Linked DNA regions of Homo sapiens: region 2 is linked to region 1. Evidence: read pairs that join two places in POLR2A ChIA-PET (ENCODE). Cell type or tissue: GM12878. All regions are shown on one strand.

What was found. ChIA-PET counts read pairs that join two places held together with the same protein. Peaks named below come from ENCODE experiments on the same cell type or tissue, not always from the same donor. Only the 100,000 strongest peaks of a DNase experiment are listed, where the experiment ranks them.
Region 2: POLR2A ChIA-PET joins it to region 1 with 7 read pairs; 1 of 35 experiments calls an interaction of 5 or more read pairs at or near these places.

Annotation. Positions count from the first base shown.
Region 1 is chr17:74,653,786-74,661,785 of GRCh38, reverse strand. No RefSeq gene overlaps it. Among named protein-coding and RNA genes, the nearest start is that of RAB37-AS1, 20 kb to the left of the region's middle. In GM12878, a CTCF peak has its summit at 4,178 (motif pointing left); a DNase peak (open chromatin) is centred at 4,175; H3K27me3 peaks cover 178 bases.
Region 2 is chr17:75,245,909-75,253,908 of GRCh38, reverse strand. It overlaps GGA3 (golgi associated, gamma adaptin ear containing, ARF binding protein 3), which reads left to right. Exons shown (of 17, transcript NM_138619.4): 2 at 7,113-7,197; 3 at 7,325-7,400. Among named protein-coding and RNA genes, the nearest start is that of GGA3, 12 kb to the left of the region's middle. RefSeq lists a silencer at 2,547-2,841 and enhancers at 3,165-3,274, 3,285-3,384. In GM12878, no CTCF peak of the experiment used is centred here; a DNase peak (open chromatin) is centred at 3,608; H3K4me3 peaks cover 1,835 bases; H3K27ac peaks cover 3,324 bases.

The DNA of each region.
Region 1 (8,000 bases):
CCCTCCTTCCTTCCTTCCTTCATTTCTTCCCTCCTTCCTCCCTCCCTCTCTCCCTCCCCCTCTCTCTCTTTCTTTCTTCTCTGTCTTTGCCGGAGTGCAGTGGTGTGACCTCGGCTCACTGCAACTTCTGCCTCCCAGGTTCAAGCGATTCTCCTGCCTCAGCCTCCCAAGTACCTGGGATTACAGACACATGCCACTGCGCCCGGCTAATTTTTATATTTTTAGTAGAGACGGGGTTTCATCCTGTTAGCCAGGATGGTCTGTCTTGAACTCCTGACCTCAGGTGATCCATCTACCTCAGCCTCCCAAAGTCCTGGGATTACAGGCATGAGCCACTGTGCCCGCCCTCTAAAATCTTTTCTTAATCTATGGGTTTCTGATATTCTGCATGAATTTATATAACCATATGCCTATTTATATCTATTGTGCTGGGTACTCAGTCTACCCTTTCAATTTGAAGATGTGTGTCTCCTTTCCTCTCTGGGAAATTCTCTTGATTTAATTTTTTTCTCCCCTTAATTGTTACTGTATTTTCTGAAGTTCCCAAGTAGTCAGATATGATCATTTTCCATCTCTTTGTCTTTTCTGCTCTATGAACTAGGATATTTCCCTACTGTCATCTTTAAAATACTTACAATGCATTACTTTTTAGCAAAATTCTTTTCAGTTTCCAAGAATTATATTTTTGTTGCCCAGGTGTGGTGGCTCATGCCTAATCCCAGCACTTTGGGAGGCTGAGGCGGGTGGATCCCTTGAGGTCAGGAGTTCGAGACCAGCCTGGCCAACATGGTGAAACCCTGTCCCTACTAAAAACACAAAAATTAACCGAGTGTGGTGGCATGTGCCTGTAATTACAACTACTTGGGAGGCTGGGGCAGGAGAATTGCTTGAACCTGGGAGGTGGAGGTTGCAGTGAGCCGAGGTCATGCCACTGCACTCTAGCCTGGGAGACAGAGAGACTCTGTCTCAAAACAACAACAACAACAACTATATATATATATATATATATATATATATATATATATATATATATATATATATATATTTGTTCTCTTTTAAATTTTTTAAAATTGTGGTAAAATATACGTAATAAAAAATATACCATTTTAACCATTTTTAAGTGTACAGTTCAGTAGTGTTAAGTGCATTTACATTGTCTTACAACTCATCTCCAGAACTCTTTTTGTTTTGTGAAACTAATGCTCTATACCCATGAAACAACAACTCCTCATTCCCCTTCCACCCAGCCTCTGGCAACCACTTTTCTACTCTCTGTGTCTATATGCATTTGGCTAATATAGGTATCTCATAAGAGTGGAATCACACAGCATTTTTCTTCTCGTGACTAGCTAATTTCACTTAGCTTAATGTTCTCAAGGTTCATCCATGTTGTAGCATGTGTCAGAATTTAATTTCTTTCTAAGGCTGAACAATATTGTATTTGAGAATAAGATATTATATATTAATAAATAATATTATATAGGATGGCTTCTTTGTATTTAGATAACTTTCTTTTTCTTACAGTATATAATATTTATTCTTAGATACAATATATTAAATACAATATATTACATTGTAATCTTAGAAAGAATACAATATAATACAATAATATTGTCGTCTTTCTTTTTTCTTTTTTTGAGACAGAGTCTTGCTTGGTTGCCCATGCAGTGGCGCAATCTCGGTTCACTGCAACGTTTCTCCCATGACTAAGCTCTGGGCTGTTGGAATGGGTGAGGGGTGCACTGCAGGGAAGGGGCAGCCTCCATATGCAGCCACCTATCCCCTCCCCCTCTGGCATGCTTGGATGGGAATGGAGGTTTTGAGTTGTATTGACCTAGGAGGAACAATGGTGCTGTCTCCTTCCTTGGGGCTTTGGAGAAGATCTGTTCATTTATTCTTCCTTCCTTTCATTCATTCTTAGCCAGGTACTGTGCTAGGCACTCAGGATAAATAGACAAAAGAGCTACAGTTCCTGACTCTAAACAGCCGACAGTCTACCGCTTGTGACTAACAGGTGCAGAAAGATCATATCATGGGATAAGGGTCATGATGGTGCATGAGGGAGGCATTGTAGTGCAGTGGCTGAAAGCTCAAGCTTGGACCCAGCAGACCCGGGTCTGCATCCTGACTCCACTGTGTGTTATCTGTGCAGCTTTGTCTATTATTTCATGTTGCTAATCTTCACTTTCCTCTTTCAAAGTGTCATTATGAGGATTAAATGAAAGAATGCGGCCGGGCCTGGGTGGCTCAAGCCTGTAATCCCAGCACCTTGGGAGGCCAAGGCAGGTGGATCACTTGAGGTCCAGGGTTCGAGACCAGCCTGGCCAACATGGTGAAACCTCGTCTCTCCTAAAAATACAAAAATGAGCCGGGTGTGGTGGTGAGCATTTGTCATCCCAGCTACTTGGGTGGCTAAGGCATGAGAATCGCCTCAGCCGGGAGGCAGGGGCTTCAGTGAGCCGAGATTGCTCTATTGCACTCCAGCCTGGGCGACAGAGCAAGACCCTGTCTCAAAAAAAAAAAAAAAAAGAAAAAAGAAAAAAAAAAGAAAGAAAGAAAGAATGCATGGTAAGTGCTAAGCCCAGTGCCTGGTATATACTGAGTGCTCAATATGGGAGCTGTCATTGTGAATAACATGAGCGTGCCAGAAGTCTGGAGGAGAGGATGACCGCTTGCTCTGCCTGGAGGTGAGGAGGAAGGTGGGACTCGGGGAGGGCTTCACCCAGGAAGTGGCCACTAGGCACAAACGTTTCCTTCCCTAGAAAAGTCCCCCAGTGATAACTTCTCCTGTCCCAGCATCCCAAGGAGCCACCTTTTTGACCATTGAGAAGCAGCCTCTAATAAGAGAGAGCCTCTGTAAGGCCGCCCAGGCCCTGCCCATGATGCCAGACTTCTGCTGCCATGTCGTTTGCCTTCTCCATTGGGTGCTTTCCGGGAGATACAAGGATGCATGATGAACAAGTGAACCTTTATTGTGACACCAATGTGTCGCATGATGTCATCGACTCTTTTGCATGTATTATCTACTTAATCTTATCCAATACTCCCCTGGAGGAGGCTATAATTCTTCCCATTTTATAGATGATGAAAGTGAGAGTCTGGGACATTAAGTTCATCACCAGGATCCTGCAGACGGCAGACAGAACCAAGATTCAGTCCCTAGTGGTCTGGCCCCACGTTGATACGCTTTCCGCCATCCTGCAGCTGCCTTCTGCTTATAGAATCATCAGCCGAGAACTGTGGCTCAGGAAGGGACTGTGGAGGTTTGTTTGGTGCTTTTAGCTCCATAGTTGGAAAAACTCTCTGGCACACTGAACTTTCTTGACGCTAAGTTCCAACCTATCCTGCCACTCAGTCAGGATCAGGAGGAGGAGACGCCAAGGGGGTCTGCCTCTCCAGAAGTGTACAGAAAGTGCTCAGTGACATCGCCATATCTGCCCCAACACCCTCATTCCTGGGACATACAATAGCCACTCTTACCTGGAACCTGTGGCATTAAGACCACCCCCATGGAGCCGGTCGCGGTGACTCATGCCTGTAATCCCAGCACTTTGGGAGGCTGAGGTGGGCAGATCACCTGAGGTCAGGAGTTCAAGACCAGCCTGGCCATCATGGTGAAACCCCGTCTCTACTAAAAATACAAAAAATTAGCGAGGCATAGTGGTGGGCACCTGTAATTCCAGCTACTCGGGAGGCTGAGGCAGGAGAATTGCTTGAGCCTGGGAGGTGGAGGTTGCAGTGAGCTGAGATCGTGCCATTGCACTCCAGCCTGGGTGACAGAGCGAGACTCGATCTCAAAAAAAAAAAAAAGGAAAAAGAAAAAAGACAGAGAGAAAGAGAAAGAGACTATCCGACTATCCCCATGGGCTAGGACTCCGGGAGTTTGTGGTCCTTCTTGGTTTTTGTTTTTGTTTTTTTGAGATTGAGTCTCTGTTGCTCAGGCTGGTGTGCAGTGGAGTGATCACAGCTCACTGCAGCCTCGACATCTTAGGCTCAAGTGATCCTCCCACCTCAGCCTCCCAAGTAGCTGGGACTTCAGCGTGTGGTCCTTCTAATGGTCATCAGCGCGGTAGTGCTCTCCTGTAGCACAGAGAACAGCAGCTGCAGGCTGTGGGAGAAGCTGCGTCTAGGCAGGCTCCTTCACTGAGTGCCAGGCTCTTTGCAGCTCGCTGCCTCCTCCTTGTGGACATTTGTCTCCAGCAGGGTCTCAGAACTTGGTGACTGTGTCATCAGAGAATTGACAAGCTCAACAGCCCCAGGGAGGAGGAAATTCTATTGCCCAGTCTTCAGGGAGGGCCAGTCGAATTATAAAAAGCCAGCAAAATTTACCTGGACTTCTCTCAGCCACTCTTTCTGCTCTATTTCCTCTCTCTCATGTGGCATAGCCCTTTTTCCATGTGAGAAATATACTTTTAGGAGAGAAGATATGTCATTTGCATCATACTGTGATTTTAAATGCACATGTCACCTTTGCAGAAGCATTTGCTCTTCAGGTTTTCTCCTGGACTGTGGGTGTTACAGGTGTTTTTCTTCCATAGCAGCGGCTGGTGTGTGCGCATGCACACATGTGTGCTCTCTGTGTGGGAGGCATCATAGTTTTGAGAGCGTTTGCTGAAGTCACACTTCACTTGGCCATGGAATCCCCTCTTAAACAACCTGCCCTGCTCGCAGTGATCAGTGGGTTCAAGTTCACGTATTCTCTCTGGGCTCTTTTGTGCTGTCGTTCGTGATTGTTTTCCTCAAGGCACATAGCTGAGGATCAAAACTAGGAAGAAAATTCAATCCCTCCTTCCAAGAGCTGATAATGCATCATGCCAAATCATTTCTTCATCGGTTAACCTAGCTTTTCTTTAAATTGGACCTCAGGGTGCTCAGAATTGGGTCAATCATCATAATGGAATTCTGAGACACTCATCATTCACCCGTGGACAGTCCACTTTCATTCATTGGTTTATTCCAATGTAATAAGGCTCTGTAAACCCAAAGCAAAAGCTAGGGCCTTGGCAATAACCTACATTTAACCATATACTCATCCCACTTCACTCCCCAAATTGAGAATCATCCTGATTCCTCTGTCCATCAATCCTTTGCTTTCATTTTTAGGTAGTTTTATTGCATCTATATGCATTCCTAAAGATGCATTTAAAAAATGTTAGTTTTTTTTTTTTCTTTTTGAGATGGAGTCTCACTTTGCTGTCCAGGCTGGAGTGCAGTGGTACAATCTCAGCTCACTGCAACCTCTGCCACCCAGGTTCAAGCGATGCTCCTGCCTCAGCCTCCTGAGAAGCTGGAACTACAGGCATGTGCCACCATGCCTGGCTAATTTTTATGTTTTTAGTAGAGATGAGGTTTCACCATATTGGCCATGCTGGTCTTGAACTCCTGACCTCAGGTGATCCACCTGCCTTGGCCTCCCAAAGTGCTAGGATTACAGGCATGAGCCACTACACCGGGCCTTTTCTTTCTTTTTGTAGAGATGGGGTCTTGCTATGTTGTCCAGGATGGTCTCGAACCCCTGGGCTCAAGCAATCCTCCTGCCTCTGCCTCCCTAAATGCTGGGATTACAGGTGTGAGCCAATGTGCCTGGCTGGTTGCTTTTTTGATTTAAGATTACGTTGCTTAGATTCTTCTGTATTGTGGCATGTCTGTTGTTTTGGCTGCTGCATAACGTTCTGCTGAGTGAATAGCCCACATTTCTTTCATCTATTCTTCCACTGAAGGGCATGTGTGCTGTGCCTGGTTTTTATCTGCTGTGACCAGCACTGCAGGGAACTTTCACATACATGTCTCCTGTTGTCTGTGTGCAAGAGTTTCTCTTCATCTTCCCATGTGAGAAGCGGTAGTTAATTTATTTATTTAGAGACAGAGTCTCGCTCCGTCGCCCAGGCTGGAGTGCAGTGGCGTGATCTCAGCTCATTGCAACAACCACCACCTCCTGGGTTCAAGCAATCCTCCCACCTCAGCCTCCCAAGTAGCTGGGACTACAGGTGTGCACCACCACACCCAGCCAATTTTTTTTTTTTGTATTTTTAGTAGAGTCGGGGTTTTGCCACTTTGCCCAGGCTCGTCTCAAACTGCCGAGCTCAGGCAATTCGCTCGCCTCTGCCTCCCATAGTGCTAGGATTACAGGTGTGAGCCACCGCATCCGGCCAGAAGCATTTATTTAAGGTCAGCTGCATGTGTTGCCTATGCTGAGGTCACATATGGTTGGGTCGTGAGGCTGCGGGGCTCTGCAGGAAAGCCGTGTGACTTATGGAGAGGAAACTGGGATTTTGGCTCAGACAAATGTGTTTCAAGGTCTACCTGAGCCACTTGTAAGTTATTTGACTTGGACCACTTTCTTGACTTCTTTGAGTTGCAGTTTTCATATTTTAAAAATGGAGGCCAGTGCGGCGGCTCACGCCTGTAATCCCAACACTTTGGGAGGCCAAGACAGGCAGATCACTTGAGGCCAGGAGTTCGAGACCAGCCTGGCCACCATGGTGAAACCCTGTCTCTACTAAAAATACAAAAATTAGCCAGGCATGGTGGCAGGCACCTGTAGTCCCAGCTACTCAGGAGGCTGAGGTAGGAGAATCGCTTGAGCCCGGGAGGTGAAGGTTGTAGTGAGCTGAGATTGCACCACTGCACCCCAGCCTGGTAGACAGAGTGAGACTTTGTCGAAAAAAAAAAAAAAAGGAATAATGTATAAGAAATGAGGAGAGGTCAAAGCACGGCTGGGAGGAGGTGCTGCAGCCCAGGAGCAGGACTGCACGGCAGGTGATCATGCTCACTTTGAAGTCAGCACACCAGGCCCACATGCACCAGAGCACTTCACTTACTAGCTTATGACCTGAGGCACACACTTAACGTTTGGAGTCTGTTTCCCTGTGGTTGGGGGTAATTGCACTGAGCCCTGAGGGATTTTGGGTGGATTTGATGAGATCATCCATCCATCCTTGTCCCGGTGCCTGGGATACTCAGTCAATGTGAGCTGCTGTTGCAGACCTGGGACTAGTGTGAGCACTGTACAAAGGCTGAGTGTCACCAGGGTGGGACACTGCAGAGGAGATTCAATATCAGATTCAGCATATTAATATTAATTGAACATAATAATGAATATACTACTATTTTCCTTTACAGACTTCAAATATCAGGGATCAAAAATACAGATTTCCCCAAACTTTCTTTTTTTCTTTGAGACAGAGTCTCGCTCTGTCGCCCAGGCTGGAGTGCAGTGGCATGATCTTAGCTCACTGCAACCTCCACCTCCCAGGTTCAAGTCATCCTCCTGCCTCAGCCTCCCGAGTAGTTGGGACTACAGGCACCTGCCACCACACCCAGCTAAGTTTTTGTATTTTTAGTAGAGATGGGGTTTCACCATGTTGGCCAGGATGGTCTCCATCTCTTGACCTCGTGATCCACCCGCCTCAGCCTCCCAAAGTGCTGGGATTACAGGTGTGAGCCACTGAGCCGAGCCCAGACTTTCTTATTCAGAGTATCCTGGGGTGAGGCTTGGGGGTTTGCATTATTATAAGGTTCTAAGGGTGACTCTGACATGAAGACAAGTTCAGGAACTCCTGAACTGATGGCATCAATCAACGTGCCCTGGAAAACCATTCAGAAAGGGCTTTAGTTTCCCAAATGAGATGAAGAAGAACTTTAGTTGCGCAGGAGGAGAGCACTGGACAGAATTAAGAAGAGAGTCTAGACTTATTAGGGGAGGAGGAAGGACATGACCTAGACCGCCACATTGCACGTTCATGTAGAAGATGGTGTTAATGACCCCAGTGTCACCTCCAGAGCACAGCATGGTGCCATCTGCCATGGGGTCTCCTAAAACTGTGCAACATATTCCAGTGCTACCACCAGGAATAACATCTATTTATATTGTTTACAGTGTTTCCCTCTAGAGCCAGACGACTTAGGTTTGAATCTAGATTCATCCCTTACTGGCTCTGTCACTGCAACTTCTCTGTGTCAATTACCTCATCCGTAAAATAGAGATAATAATAATGTAT
Region 2 (8,000 bases), 590 kb before region 1:
CATTTAGGTTTTAGGTCAGGTGCGAGTTGACGAGGTTTTAAGTTCTTGAGAACACAGGCTAAGGGAGAAGGAGGAATGGAGGCTGGAAGGTTGCCCATAGTAAAGGAGGCAAGCCCAGAGAAAAGAGAGAGTAGAGACACGGAGGGAAGGGGTTCGAGGGTTCTTACCCTCCAGAAAAGCAGGAAAGGGGTCAGGGTGTGGAAATAAGGGATTGGGGCACACAGATAAGAGGTCGGGGTGCGGAAATAAGGGATTGGGGGTTCTTGCCCCCTAGAAAAGCGGGACTTACCGCTAAGGGTGAAGGAGAAGGGGTTGAGGGGTACTTGCCCCTCCCCCAGAAATGCAGAGAAGGGGTAGAGACACGGAGAGAAGGGGTTGTGGTACTTGCCCCTCCCCCAGAAAAGCAGGACTTGCCGCTAAGGGTGAAGGACCAAGGCAGGCGTCCCTGAGTGGTCTGACACCTTTGAAACGTGAGTGAATAATCAGAGAGGTGTCCCTGCAATGATTAAACACCAAGGAAAGGCTGCCTTCCCAGTCTGTGACCAGCGCCAGAGTTTTGGGTCCACGGATAAAACGTGTCTCGTTTGTCTCTACCAGAAAATGAAAGGAATTGAAATTAAGAGAAGGGAGAGATTGAAGAGTGGAAAGGAGAAAGTGGTTGAGGGATAGTGAGAGAGGTTGGAGAAGAGAGTAAGAAGAGGCCGCCTACCTGATTTAAAATTGGTGAGATGTTCCTTGGGCTGGTGGGTCTGAGGACCTGAGGTCGTAGGTGGATCTTTTTCACGGAGCAAAGAACAGGAGGACAGGGGATTGATCTCCCAAGGGAGGTCCCGCGATCCGAGTCATGGCACCAAATTTCATGCGCGTCCATGTGAAGAGACCACCAAACAGGCTTTGTGTGAGCAACATGGCTGTTTATTTCACCTGGATGCAGGCGGGCTGAGTCCGAAAAGAGAGTCAGCAAATGGTGTGGTGGATTATCATTAGTTCTTATAGGTTTTGGGATAGGCGGTGAAGTTAAGAGCAATGTTTTGCGGGCAGGGATGGATCTCACAAAGTACATTCTCAAGGGTGGGGAGAATTACGAAGAACCTTCTTAAGGGTGGGGGAGATTACAAAGTACATTGATCAGTTAGGGTGGGGCAGAAACAAATCACAATGCTGGAATGTCATCAGGTAAGGCTATTTTTACATCTTTTGTGGATCTTCAGTTACTTCAGGCCATCTGGATGTATACGTGCAAGTCATAGGGGATGCCATGGCTTGGCTTGGGCTCAGAGGCCTGACAATAGGGACTTTACATAGGATTAGGATGGATTAGAACAGAAGTTCTAGAAGCAGGTGAGAAGGAGTGGAGGGTAGGGATAAGGAAGGAAGGGATTTAAGAAGACATTGAGAAGGAAAGGACCACAAGACTGAGAGGAATGGATGAGGAGAGAGGGAAGAAGGAGTCAAAAAAGAGGTGGGGGAATAGGGGACTTTTGGAAGGTGCAGCATTTATAGGAATAGTGACTTAATAGACCACATGCAGTGGCTCATTCCTGTGGTCCCAGCTACTCAGGAGGCTGAGGTGGGAGCATCGCCTGAGCCCAGGAGTTGGAGGCTACAGTGAGCCATGATCGCCTACTGCAGCCCGGGGCAATAGAGTGAGACCCCCATCTCTAAAAAAAGAACAAGCACACGCCTGTGGGTGGTCCCAGCTACTCAGGAGGTTGAGGTGGGAGGATCACTTGAGCCTGGGAGGCAGAGACTGCAGTGAGCTGTAAGAGCCACTGCACTCCAACCTGGGTGACAGAGTGAGACCCCGTCTCAAACAACAAAAAAGAAAAAAAAAAACGAAAGACGCCAGGCACTGGGACTCACACCTGTAATCCTAGCACCTTGGGAGTTAAAGGCAGGCAGATTGCTTGAGCCTAGGAGTTCAAGACCAGCCTGAGCAACATGGCAAAATTCTGTCTCTACCAAAAGTACAAAAAATTAGCTAGGTGTGATGTGAGTGTCTGTGGTCCCAGCTAGGCTGAGGTAGAAGAATCATCTGAGCCTGGGAAGTTGAGGCTACAGTGAAGCCATGATCGCACCACTGCACTCTTGCCTGAGTGACAGAGTGAGACCCTGTCTCAAAAAAGAAAAAAAAAGGAAGAAGAAAAAGAAATGGGGAAGTCAGGAAAAAGAAGTGATGCTTTTTTTTTTTTTTTTTTTTTTGAGAAGGAGTCTCACTCTAGTCGCCCAGGCTAGAGTGCAGTGGCACAATCTCAGCTCATTGCAACCTCTGCCGCCTGGGTTAAAGCGATTCTCCTGCCTCAGCCTCCCAAGTAGCTGGGATTACAGGCGCCTGCCACTTCGCCTGGCTAATTTTTGTAGTTTTAGTAGAGACAGGGTTTCACTATCTTAGCCAGGCTGGTCTTGAACTCCTGACCTCGCGATCCACCCACCTCAGCCTCTCAAAATGCTGGGATTGCGGGTGTGAGCCACCGTGCCTGGGCCATACATTTGTTTTTACACTCATTTCTGTACCAAATTAGCCCAATTATCTACTGTCTTGTTTTTTGAACTGATTTTTTTTTTTTTTCATGTATTGAACCAGGAGAGCACAGCCTCCTTGAGGGTAAAATCTGTGTCTGGAACTTTTTCTGTAGTCCCTCCAGGGTCTGGCATGCTGACATGCTGTTTACTTCATTGTCTGCGGGTGCTTAACAAAGACTTGGTGATTGACTAAGTTTGTGTTTCCATTCAGGACCCTAGTGAAGGTTGACCTTTATTCCCTTTCCAGCCCATGTTCTTGCTTCTGCTTGTTTGTAAGTCATTTGTTACGTAGATTTTTCTTTTTGGAGATGGAGCCTCACTCTGTGGCCCAGGCTGGAGTGCAATGGCCTGATCTCAGCTCACTGCAGCCTCTGCCTCCTGGGTTCAAGTGGTTCTCCTGCCTTAGCCTCCTGAGTAGCTGGGATCACAGGTGCGCGGAACCATGCCCAGCTAATTTTGTGTTTTTAGTAGAGATGGGGTTTCACCATGTTGGTCAGGCTGGTCTCGAACTCCTAACCTCACGCAGGTGATCCGCCTGCCTCGGCCTCCCAAAGTGCTGGGATTACAGGCGTGAGCCACCGTGCCCAGACCATATGTATATAATTTTTTTTTTTTTTTTTTTTGGAGATGGAGTCTCACTCTGTTGCCCAGGCTGGAGTGCAGTGGTACAATCATGGCTCACTGCAACCTCTGCCTCCTGGGTTCAAGCAGTTCTCCAGCCTCAGCCTTCAAGTAGCTGAGATTACAGGTGTGTGCTACCGTGCCTAGCTAATTTTAGTATTTTTAGTAGAGACAGGATTTCACCATGTTGAACAGGCTGGTCTTGAACTCCTGACCTCAAATGATCCACCTGCCTTGGCCTCCCAAAGTGCTGAGATTACGGGCGTGAGCCACCGCATCCAGCCTGCTATGTAGATCTTGTTTTCTCTGGAATGTTTGAGCCGTGCTGGAATGGGGTACCCAATGCTGCTGTTTCCATCCCCACATGACGTTTTAAGTCCCACGAGAGTAGGCTAGCGATGGAGTGAAGCTGAAAAATGAAAGCAGGAAATCCAGAGACACAGAAACAGATGAGGCTTTCAACAGAGACTCGAAAATAGACAGAAACCATGAGTCAGAGCAGAGCCCGGAGGGGCGGTTCGGGAAGGCAAGGTCTATAGGGGAAGCTCGGGTGTCACCTCTATGCCAGGTGAAGGAAATGTTGAGTGGGTGGGAGGCTGTGTGCATCTGCTGGGGAGGCAGTAGGCAGATGGAAAGATCAAGTCACCCAGAATTATCCCCAGAGGTTCCTTCCCGTTCCTGTGGGCGGGTGAGCTCTGCTTTCTGAGCTGCCCAGAGAGCTGGAGGAGATAGACATGGAACTGACCATTGCAGAAACTAGGGCTTTTTGTGCCCGTGAGTAGGCAAAGAGCTCCCTGTGGATTTGCCATAAAAAGGTCTATCAAGGTGGAAGAAAGTGAGATTCTAGAGAAATTAATACAAGTGAAAAGTGGGCAGGAGTGTTCTTGGAAGTAGAAATGCTGTTGGAAGTCTAATAGACTTGGGAAGAAGATAACGTATGGTGAATACCAGTTGCTTCGGGGGTTGGGGGGATCCACATTTTACTCTGTACTCAGAAGATGCTTTTCCCCGTGCAAAAAGTGAAAGTGAGTGGGCCAGTTTTTCTTCTGTCACAAGGTGTATGACTGTTCCCAAAATAATAGCCCTGGGGGATGGGGATTGCTTCTCAGACCATTCAATTTTTGTACCCTGTAGACTTTTGGTGTTATGTGAGAACTTTAAGCACCTGATAGGAATTAGTAACAGAGCTACGCTAATGCCTGAGGAAATTTCAGACAATTGGTGGGAGAGACTTGGCATTTGGAATGTGATAGCTGGTAGGCTACCATACAGTAATGCAGGATTGCCAGACATTTCTTTCCAAATGGCTACCCTTGATTACATTTAACTCCCCTCCTTTCAAGCTCCAGATTTTGAAGGACCTGTTAATTCTCTTTCAAGATTGAAGACAGACACCTTCTTTTTCTTCTAAAGAGGAACCTAGGCGGGGTGCGGTGGCTCCCGCCTGTAATCCCAGCACTTTGGGAGGCCAGGGCTGGTCTTGACCTCCTTACCTGAGGTCAGGAGGCCTGGCCACCATGGCGAAACCCCATCTCTACTAAAAATACAAAAAGTAGCCAGGCATAGTGGCGCATGCCTATAATCCCAGCTACTCGGGAGGCTGAGGCAGGAGAATAGCTCGAACCTGGGAGGTGGAGGTTGCAGTGAGCCTAGATCGCGCCACTGCACTCCAGCCTGGGTGACACAGCGAGACTCAATCTCAAAATAAATAAATAAATAAATATGAACCTAAACCATCAGAATCTTCCCCTTGCAGCCACAACAGAAACACTGCCGGGGAGGCCGAGCCCCGACCTGGGAAGCAGGGTGATACACTGGGTGCCACGGGCCTTCCCTCTGCCTGGCAGCTGTCGCTACTCAGATCCCTGCAGCCCTGTTGCCAGTGAAGGAGCTGGAGTCTCTGTTATGATGTGTTCATCCAGCTGGTGAGTTTTTTTTTTTTTGTTTTGTTTTTTTTGTTTTTGTTTTTGTTTTTTTTTTAGACAGAGTTTTCACTTGTTGCCCAGGCTGGAGTGCAATGGCACGATCTCGGCTCAAGGCAACCTCTGCCTCCCAGGTTCAAGCGATTTTCCTGCCTCAGCCTCCTGAGTAGCTGGGACTACAGGCATGTGCCACCATGCCCAGCTAATTCTGTATTTTTAGTAGTGATGGGGTTTCTCCATGTTGGTCAGGCTGGTCTTGAACTCCTGACCTCAGGTGATCCGCCTGCCTCGGCCTCCCAAAGTGTTGGGATTACAGGCGTGAGCCACTGCACCCGGCCCAGCTGGTGATTTTTTTTTTTTTTTTTTTTTTTTTTGAGACGGAGTCTCGCTGTCGCCCAGGCTGGAATGCAGTGGTGCGATCTCAGCTCACTGCAGACTCCACCCCCCGGGTTCGCGCCATTCTCCTGCCTCAGCCTACCGAGTAGCTGGGACTACAGGCGCCCGCCACCTTGCCCAGCTAACTTTTTGTATTTTTAGTAGAGAGGGGGTTTCACCGTGTTAACCAGGATGGTCTCGATCTCCTGACCTCGTGATCCGCCCGCCTCGGCCTCCCAAAGTGCTGGGATTACAGGCGTGAGCCACCACGCCCGGCCCCGTAGCTGGTGATTTTTAAAGTTAACAAAATACAATTATGAGAAATCAGAATTCAGAAAGTAATGACAGAGAGGGCCTTGTCGGGAGGGGCTCTGACACCCTGCTTTGGGCCCTCATAGAGATCTGGGGAGGGAGCAGGAGTGTTTTAAGGGGTGTGCGTCTTCAGCCTTCCATTTGTCTTCAGAACCCAAAGCCCTAAATTTAGCAAACAGCTGGAGAGTGCTTTCTGAAGAGGGAGGCTCTGGACCTGAATCAGAGATGGGAACCCATGTAACCACCCTCAGCTGGGCTCTTCAGTGTAATCACAGGTTTGGGAAGGTAACTGAGGAGAGCCCATGCCAAATATCAGAACTTTGCATTTGGTGCCTGGATTTTAAATCCCAGGGGCCCTCTGAGAACTCTAGTACTTGTGTTTGTGCTTGACCATGGAAGGCCATTAGAGCCTGGGGGTGCTAGATACTCAAGCTGCAATCCCAGGCAAGTTGCACGGTGACCAGGGCTTAGTAGGGGCTAAGTAAATGTTGTTGGCTTGACAATGATGAGCATTATGTGCAATTTCAAAAACACTTAAAGCATTATGGAAGGCTAGGTCTGGAAAAACCTTTTGACAGGTATGTGGAAAATATTCGCTGGGCGCGGTGACTCACGCCTGTAATCCCAGCACTTTGGGAGGCCAAGGCGGGCCGATCACCTGAGGTCGGGAGTTTGAGACCAGCCTGACCAACATGGAGAAACCCCGTCTCTACCAAAAATACAAAATTAGTTGGGCATGGTGGTATGCACCTGTAGTCCCAGCTACTTGGGAGGCTGAGGCAGGAGAATCACTTGAACCCGGGAGGCAGAGGCTGCAATGAGCCGAGATCGTGCCACTGTACTACAGCCTGGGCAACAAGAGCGAGACTCCATGTCAAAAAAAAAAAAAAAATTTGTGGTTACAAATATGTATTTTTTTATCTAGTTCAGTCTGATTTCAGTTTCCCCAAAAACCCTTCTTGACCATCTCCACTTGCTTAACACTGAGCTCATTTTTATATAGCTGGAGTTCCCTTTATTATCTTTACATGTTTCATGTAGGCATTTTTTTGGGAATATTTTAATTATTTGTGTTTGTCCTTTTGACCTTGATTCCACTCTAAGCTTCATGAGACAGAATTTGTTTTCTCTTTTATTTGTGACTTTCAAAATACTGGACAGAAAGCAGTATTTGTATTTGCTCTCCGACTGAATTTTTTTTTTTTCTGTCTCCTTGCTACTGACTGTTCTACTGAGGCTTCTCTATTAGAGAGTAAAGTTGAAAGCAAACTCTTAGTGCTTAAAACTTGCGAAGAAAACCTTCCATTGCATCCTCATTGCTCTTCCTAACACTTGTCCTCTTCTTTGTTGTGTTGCAAGATAAAGCCACCAATCCTTCCAACCGCCAGGAGGACTGGGAATACATAATTGGCTTCTGTGATCAGATCAACAAGGAGCTGGAAGGGTGAGTCTCAGCACTGTGGGGGCAGCTGAGAGGGAGCGGACTGGGAAGGGGAACAACCATGGCCAAGGAGGGCCAGCCAGGTAGCCCCAGGCTTAGTGCACTGGAGTGTGTTCTGCTTGTCCCCCAGGCCACAGATCGCCGTCCGACTGCTGGCCCACAAGATCCAGTCCCCACAGGAATGGGAGGCGCTCCAGGCCCTGACGGTAGGTCCTTCACTCTCCGGAGGTGGAAACCGCAGCCCTTCACCTGCCCACGCCATTCCTCGTGTCCCCATAGCGGTTCTTAGGGCTCCTGCCAAAAGCCAACAGAAAGTCCTTGATACAGACTAGATAGATCTCGAATCTGTTCAGCCAGCTGTTCCACAAATCTGTGTGCATTGTGCCAGGCCCTGAGGCCTCAGAGGTGACTGCAGTGCCGTCCCTGCCAGCATGGCCACATGGTTAGTGTGTGAGGCAGAGGGGCTAAGGAAAGCAGCCCAGAGTCAGGGCCCTGAGCCCCATGTGGCGCAAGAGAAGGCTTGGTGAAGAGATGCTGACAGGGCTGTGTTGATAGTTCAGAGCTGGCCAGCTGAAGAAAAGAGGGGTCGGTCCAGTTCATTCTGTAGTTAAACAATGCCAGTCACTAGCGAAGGTGTCGCACTGATGGCTGAGGCCCCTAGGGCAGATCCTGGTGTCTGTTCAGACTGAGGGAATTTAAGGTGTGGAATGGTGCCTGGCCCTCAGTGCCTCCACATGCTCCGAAAACAAAGAGCAGCCGAGATCTGAGGAATCCGGGGCTCTAGCCTGACTGCATTCAGGTCCTGG